Linked DNA regions of Mus musculus: region 2 is linked to region 1. A link is a loop called in an ENCODE intact Hi-C map of the cell type or tissue named here. Cell type or tissue: gastrocnemius. All regions are shown on one strand.

Region 1 (4,000 bases):
TTTAGCATCATTGTAGCAGATGTTGTTCAGATATATCAGTTAGCTTTAGGGACAGTGCATTAAGTGCTGACTAGCACACGTGCCTTTTTGTCTTTTTCCACAGGGAGGGGGGTTGTCTCTATTATTGATAGCTTCATGCCTGCTAAATGCCTACTCTGTCATCCAGCCAGGCCTGCCCCCACCCTTTTTTCTTTGAATATTAAACTCAAGGTCCCTGGCAACCTCTATCACTGAGACACAGCACACCACATCTGTTGCAAGGTCCATTTAACAAGTTTATCTTAATTTCTCAATACAAAAAAAAACAAAACAAAAACAAAAAACAAAACAAAACACCTTGGATCTTGCTTTGTAACCCAAACTGGGTAGCCTGCATTCCATTATATATAGATTTCTTAATACATAGAATATAAAATAATGAAGTAGTAAGAATAGAAAGATTGGGTCTAACATCAATTTTCAAAGATATATCAAATGCAGGGCTTAGAGAAGTGAACACACTACTTACATGAAATTCTGAAATCATACCTTCCTATAAATACTCCTAGTGGAACATTTAAAAAATCTCCATATCTGGAGCTGGAGAGGTGGCTCAAGTGTTAAGAGCACTAGCCACTCTTCCAAAGGACCTGCGTTCAAATCTCAGCGCCCACATAACAGTTCATGATCATAACTGTAACTCCAGTTCCAGGGGATCGGACATTCTCACACAGACATACTTGGGGGCAGAACACCAATGTAAATAAAATTTAAAACAATTTTTTTAGTAAATGTCTAATTGAGTTCTTATGCTATTTTCTTTTTTGTTTTTTGAGACAGGTTCTCATTATCCAGATCAGACTGGCCTTGAACTCGTAAGATCCAACTGCCTTTGCCTCTGGAGTCCTGAGATTAAAGGCATCCATCACCACACTGGTCTTATTACTCCTTCCTTCCTTCAGCTTATTTGGACTTACCCTTTAGTCTTCACTGTGTTCTCCTCCAATACAAAGTGAAACATAGACAACACCATGGAGCCTAGAGCTTCTACACAGTAAGCAAGTGATCCACTGCCAAATCAAAGCTCCAGCCCTCCTGATCCTCCAAGAAAGCTGGCATCGCAAAGCAGCCTGTGCCACTGATTCTGAAGGTGTGCAGGAACTAAATAAGGGCTTTGTACATGCCAACACATGCCCTACAAGCTTCCAAAACTATGCCTCCGGAAAATTTCTTACTGGAATGAACTATGCTTACTACTAATTTTTTAGCCAAATGATGATACATGAAAAGTGGGAAGATAGCTGGGCAATGGTGGCACACGCCTTTAATCCCAGCACTTGGGAGGCAGAGGCAGGCGGATTTCTGAGTTCGAGACCAGCCTGGTCTACAAAGTGAGTTCCAGGACAGCCAGGGCTACACGGAGAAACCCTGTCTCGAAAAAAAAAAAAAAAAAAAAAAAAGAAAAAGAAAAGAAAAGTGGGAAGACATTAAATACTATACAAATATAGTAATGTTATGTTTGACTTGGCCTACAAATCTAGCACACACAATAAAAATGCTTAAGATAATTTTAATCTAATTTATTATGAAAAGTAAATCACAATGCAAATGGATATAAAATTTCAAAGTAAAAGTCTCTCTTCCCAAGCTTCTCTATTTAGAACACTGAAAAAAAAATTTAGTGATGGAAAAAAAAATCCTTAACACTGGTCAGACAAAATTATAAAAAGTTTTACAAGCTGTTGCCAGGATACACACAAAGAAAACCGTACCTGACACATCATAGTCAAAATAATCATTTTACACGAGAATATAGTTGTCCTTTCCTTTCCGCTTCATATCAAAGTTTCTGAAGGTTCGGATTACACTTTTGAGTTAGGTAGCACCAGACATCCCTCCCCAGTTTTTGTTTTTGTTTTTTAACTTTCCCAAATCCACAGTCATTAAGTGATAAGACTTGTTCTCAAGAATATAAACTACTTAAAACCTAGATAATACGTCGCCTTTGGCCTCAAAAATCAGCGGTAATTAATTAGCATTCAATACCATTCTTTCAATTACATTTCTTTCAATTACATTTCTTTTAATGACAGAGCGAGAGGGGGCGCTAAATAAGGTAGACTAGAAGCAGCTGGAAAAGGTCTTTTACCTAGAGCCCACTGCACATACCATTTTTCGGCAAACTCTGGATCACCTTCACGGCCGCCTCAAATCTGGTTTCATACACTGACGGTGTGTCCGCCATCTCCAGCTGCCAGCGCCGGCCTCGGTCCCAAGGTCTGTCCGCGGTAATCACACAGCAGCAGCAGCACCAGCTTCCCCAAGAGCCTGCATGAAACTGAACACCGAGCGCAGCAGCGGATTAATGACAGGAGCATAGCTGGTCAATTCCCCTTTGCCTGCCCAATCAAGGCCACATCAACTCAGGTGGCCCGGTTCCTTCCTCCTTCGTGGGGCGTGTCTAAGAGTACATCCCAGCCAACAAAAACAGCCAAACAACTCACCGCGAGGAAGAGCATCTCTAGCAGCAGGCCTTGGAGGTTGAGCCGCCCGTGATAGCGGACCCTTTCTCCCACCCGGAAGATGCCGGCCAACCAATCACACCCCCCATTCCTGAGAAGTTCTGCCGTCGGTGGGCAGCCGCCCCACAGCCCCGCCCCAGAGTCACCGGAGGACCCACTAGCCTCCGCCGCCGCGGCCGCCGTGCAGCAAACCCCACCCACCCGCTCCGCCGCGGTGACGTGCACGGGCTGCGCGTTCTCAGAGGAGGGGAAAAGAGGCTGCAAGGCGCTCCGGCTGGGGTTGGTCTGTGGAGAACCCGGTGCTTGTTTATGTTCGGGCTGAGGACAGCAAGCCTGGTGACGCGCTAGGATTCTATGCCAGGTCCTAAAGGTGGCCCCTGGATACCGCTAGTGTTTAAAGAAAAGAAAAACACAAGAGTCGGTGGTCCTCAATGCCTAGCCTCGGGGTTAAACCGGAGAAGGGAGTGAATCATAAAAGTGGCTTCAAAACTTCTTTTGACATTTACTCTCTGTGACCTAGGAGAAGGCACTTGACCTCTTCTGTGGATATACAACACGCTAAAGGGGAGAAAGGGAGGATTAAGGGCAAGGATGGAAGGGCTTAGCCCTGGCCCCCAAGTCTGGGACAGCTTTCACCGTCTGGCCCCAAGGGTGGCCGCGGAGAGAGCAAAGGTGAGCGGTGGCGGCCTGCTGCGCAACACCTCCACTACCCACTCTCCAGGCCCAGGAGACAGGCACAGCCACGTCCAGCTCCGCCGGAGGCTAGGGATGGAGATGGTCGGTGAACAACGTAATGCCCGCGTTGTAGGCACTTAGGAAGCTCCCCGCAGGCGTAGAGTGCCGTGGCCTGGAAATCTCAAGGACGCCCCGCTGGGAACGTCAGTTTTGTCGGTTTAGGATGGGTTGGGAAGATTACTCGTAAAAATCTAGTTGCGAACTATAAGTCACTCTTCCCTTGGAGCCGCGATGTCGGCATTTACCTTGATATAGCCAAATGACTGGCAAGGCCTGTCCGTTTTGTCTCGACGCCTGCCCCGCACCTTGCCCCCGCGGGCTTATGGGAACTGTAGTCCCCCGGCGCTTCCGGACACCTTCCTCTGTAGGCTGGCGTAGTCCCCCTCCGGTTCCGGTTCGGTTTTTCCTTGTAGCCCACCCTTCCTGTGTGTGGCGGAAGTTCCTTTCTTCCGGATTGCGTTTGGGGCGTCTCCGAAGTACTTCTTAAGCTTCGAGCAGAAAGGAATCCTCTGACATAGCTTGTTTATCTGGGTATTGAGAACAGTGTCGTCTGAAGAGTTCTTTCAGGGCTCATGCGGCCTGTATTCAAAAGTACCCCAGAAACAGTTCCGGACTCACTGATCGTTTAATCAAAAAGACCAAAGGCACTGGAGGAACGCAGGCTTCACTAGAGAACCGCTCCCTAGTACTTCACCGCCTTCATATGTGTGATGTTTGGCAAACGTATGATCTGTTTCAAAAGCACTGTAAGGTGTTGATAGATG
Region 2 (4,000 bases), 120 kb after region 1:
AGTTTCCTTTCTTCATTAAATTTTGACTGTGAATATAACTAATTTGTTTAAAGATACTCCATGCAGTCTTCTCATTTGGAATTATTTTTTATGTTTGTTAAAACGTAAGTAAAAACAGAAAACAAACAAACAAAACCCTACACAAAACATTTAAACATGATATGACCAACTTGGCTTTACTCTTTATTAAAACAACAAATAAAAGATAGGTCCACTTGTGATGTAGTTTCTAGGGCACTAAAGCTACCAAAAGCCAAAATTGCAGGCCTGACTATATACATCGTAAAAACTGTCAGACCTCTACTATAAGAAACTTAGGGGTATTCCATGACAGAGTCCCCTCGGGCAACAAGGCCGAGCAAGGGGAGCATTTGTTTTCACTTGAGACTTAGGATAAAGAAACTTCTTTACTCCTGTAATTCTAATGAAAGAAGATACTGTATCCTCTTACATTCATTAATGTAGTATTTATATGCTTATTTTATCTCATTTTATTGTTGCAAAAATTGTGCTTAAAATTAAAAGTAGTATAAACTTTAACACACCCAGCTTTTACTTCTAATCACTGCATGTTTTATATAGTGCATGCTATATGAGTTAGAATTGTTAAATTCTGTTAATTTAAAATTGTTCCTTTAGACTCATTACTTTCTGAATCCTTTTAGTTGCTGATAGCCCAACTCCACCACCACCCCCTCCACCAGATGACATTCCCATGTTTGATGACTCTCCGCCTCCTCCGCCACCTCCTCCTGTGGACTATGAAGATGAGGAAGCTGCAGTAGTTCAGTATAGTGACCCATATGCAGATGGGGACCCTGCATGGGCTCCCAAGAACTATATTGAGAAAGGTGAGGTACTATTTTCATGGGTTGATGTAAAGTACAGTAACCTAATTAGAGTTTTATTACTGTTTTAAAAAATGTCTCAGCCAGTGTTTCTTACCTGTAACTGTCTTACCAGTCAAGGTGGTAGCTCTTACTATGTATACTTTGTGTTTTTCAGGAGTATGAAAAGGAGACTATTTCTTTATACTTTGAATTTAAATTGTTAGATGCATCTTTTCAAACCATGTATGCTTCTAGCTTCAGATTAACTTGCTTGCCTGTGTTTTATAGATCAAACATTTAAGGCACAAAATTGAGCTAAATGACTTAACAGTTATTTATGATCTTAGTGATGATTTTAAACGTTCCCTCTGTCCCCACATCTTACCTTGCCCCTCCCCTCTCCTTTCCCTCTCCCTCTTGTCTCCTTTTTTTTTTCTCAAGACTGGGTATAGTTTAGATTTAGATTTTGCTTGCTATATTGACTCAACAGGTTTGTAGCTCAAAGTTTATATGTGTGTGTGTGTGTGTGTGTAGATGTAGATGTAGATGTAGTGTGTTCAGTAAAACTTTATTTACACAAATTGGTAGTGGAGAGATGGAGAAATGGTTTAGAGTTAAGGGCATTTCTTACAGGTTCAGTTTCCAGCACCTACACAACACACACCCATCTATTACTATAGTTCTAGGAGAACTGATGAACTCTTGTGTTTGACTTCTGGCACCAGGCATGCCTGTGGTTCAGATATAGATATACAGACAAAATACTCATCACAGAAAATAAAATTTAAAATACATAAATATAAAGAAGGAATGGTGATGGGTTAGATATGCCATTGGGGTGTGTGTCTGTGTGTGTGTGTGTGTGTGTGTGTGTGTGTGTGTGTGTGTGTGTGTGTAAATCAAGTTAATTTAGCAGGATTTATCATATACCTGAAATCACAGCACCCAGGAGGCAGAGGCAGGAGGATTATTGCAAATTTTACATTAGCCTGGTGTGTGGAGTGATTTTTCTCAGCCTTCTGCCATGGGCAGACAAGATCTAGTAGGATTATTGTCATACTTAAGGGTGCTGTTGTTATGGTAAAACAACATGACTGAAATCAACCTGGGGAAGAAAGGTCTTACTTCATACAGCTTGTAATAGAAGTCAGGGCAGAAACCTACAAGCTGTAGAGGAATGTTGCTTCTCTTAGCTTGATCAGCCTGGTTTGTTGTTTGTTTTTCTTTTGAGTTGCATCCAAGACCTGGGAGTGGCACCATCCAGAATGGGCTGAGGCCTCTCACATCAATCAAGAAATGCATTACAGATTTACAGGCCAATCTTACTGAGACATTTTTTTCAATTCATATTCCTTCCTCCCAGATATGTTTCTAGATTGTGTCAAGTAAACCAGTATGCTTACATTTAGAAGTTTTAATAACCACTTTCATGATGACAAGATAATGAAACCTGTTTAACTTGGCTAATAAGTTTATGACATGACTATTTCAAAAGCCTTGTTCTTATTGATACTGTATCTTTAACCTAATATATGCCGATGTGATACTGGTCTCTGTATTAAACTAATAGACAAATCCCAGAAAGCCTTCACAGTAGATATAAAAGGGAGAGTTTGAATAATAGAATCAACATCAAGTTATTAATGGTAAATAGTGGTGAGAGAAATTACATGAGGGAGTGTGTACATTGACATGAGACCCTTACACTTACAAAGGAAACCTAGAAAGCAAACACAATGTGTTTTAGTACTTTTCTGAGCTGTTTGCATTAGAGGAACTAAGAACTTGAAGTAGTTTTTTATTCTGCTCAAAGATATGAATGCTTTAGGCTTTTGTTAGTCTACAAGACTGAATCTCATCACCCTGTGACTCTAGATACCAGAGTATTACCGAAGTTAAATTACCTATGGAGCTTTTCTTAATAATTGATCTTTTGCAATCACTTGATCCTTTTTGCTAGTTATCTTTTTTTAAAATTTTTTATTAGGTATTTTCCTCATTTACGTTTCCAATGCTATCCCAAAAGTCCCCCATACCCACCCCCCCACTCCCCTACCCACCCACTCCCACTTTTTGGACCTGGGGTTCCCCTGTACTGGGGCATATAAAGTTTGCAAGTCCAATGGGCCTCTCTTTCCAGTGATGGCCTACTAGGCCATCTTTTGATACATATTCAGCTAGAGTCAAGAGCTTCGGGGTACTGCTTAGTTCATAACGTTGTTCCACCTATAGGGTTGCAGATCCCTTTAGCTCCTTGGGTACTTTCTCTAGCTCCTCCATTGGGAGCCCTGTGATCCATCCAATAGCTGACTGTGAGCATCCACTTCTGTGTTTGCTAGGCCCCAGCATAGTCTCACAAGAGACAGCTATATCTGGGTCCTTTCAGCAAAATCTTGCTAGTGTATGCAATGGTGTCAGCGTTTGGAAGCTGACTTTGATAGTATTTAATTATATTTTTTCAGTATATTTTAAAGCTTCGATAAACTATGGAGATCATAATCACCATACTGTGATTTTTGTTGCAGAGCTAAAATGGAAGGAAATGGGCTTGTTGAATTCATATACTACAGTGTATTGGAATGAGAAAAGACTACCTGGTTAACTTAATAAATGGTGGTAATCAATCAGTACTTCAAATCTCTAGTTCACCAAGTTAGAGTTACTAATGAGGCAAGCCATCTTTCTTAGGGAAGAAAATAATTCTGGACCATCATAAATGTTTTAAAGATTTGTATTTTAAGAAAAATACTGTTAAGAATAAATGAAAAATAAAATCATTCATATATTAGTCACATATAGTAGAAAATTACATGTAACTTTAGAAATATAAAAAAATGGGTTTAGCGGGAATATTTACATTTACAAATCAATAGTTAAAGTAGTATGCATCTGTCTTAGTCACAAACATCATAACAAAGAAGCAAGTTGGGGAGGAACGGGTTTATTCAGCTTACACTTCCACATTGCTGTTGATCACCAAAGGAAGTCAGGACTGGAAGCAGGTCTGGAAGCAGGTAGGGATGCAGAGCCCATGGAGGGATGTTCTTTATTGGCTTGCTTCCCCTGGCTTGCTTTCTTTTTGTTGTTTTTTTTTTTTGTTTTGGTTTGTTTTTTTGGTTTTTTGTTTTTTGTTTTTTCCAGACAGGGGTTTCTCTGTGTAGCCCTGGCTG

What was found. Peaks named below come from ENCODE experiments on the same cell type or tissue, not always from the same donor. Only the 100,000 strongest peaks of a DNase experiment are listed, where the experiment ranks them.
Region 2: it touches region 1 in a loop (2.0-fold over the local background); 1 of 42 quality-filtered maps calls a loop at or near these places.

What each region holds. Positions count from the first base shown.
Region 1 is chr2:23,067,768-23,071,767 of GRCm38, reverse strand. Acbd5 (acyl-Coenzyme A binding domain containing 5) reads right to left here and starts at 2,696. Exons shown (of 14, transcript NM_001355637.1): 1 at 2,484-2,696; 2 at 2,149-2,317. The coding sequence starts at 2,498. In gastrocnemius, a CTCF peak has its summit at 2,121; DNase peaks (open chromatin) are centred at 1,129, 2,693 and 3,585; H3K4me3 peaks cover 2,462 bases; H3K27ac peaks cover 2,510 bases.
Region 2 is chr2:22,943,427-22,947,426 of GRCm38, reverse strand. Abi1 (abl-interactor 1) reads left to right here. Exons shown (of 11, transcript NM_001077190.3): 10 at 666-851. Among named protein-coding and RNA genes, the nearest start is that of Pdss1, 50 kb to the right of the region's middle. In gastrocnemius, no CTCF peak of the experiment used is centred here; no DNase peak of the experiment used is centred here.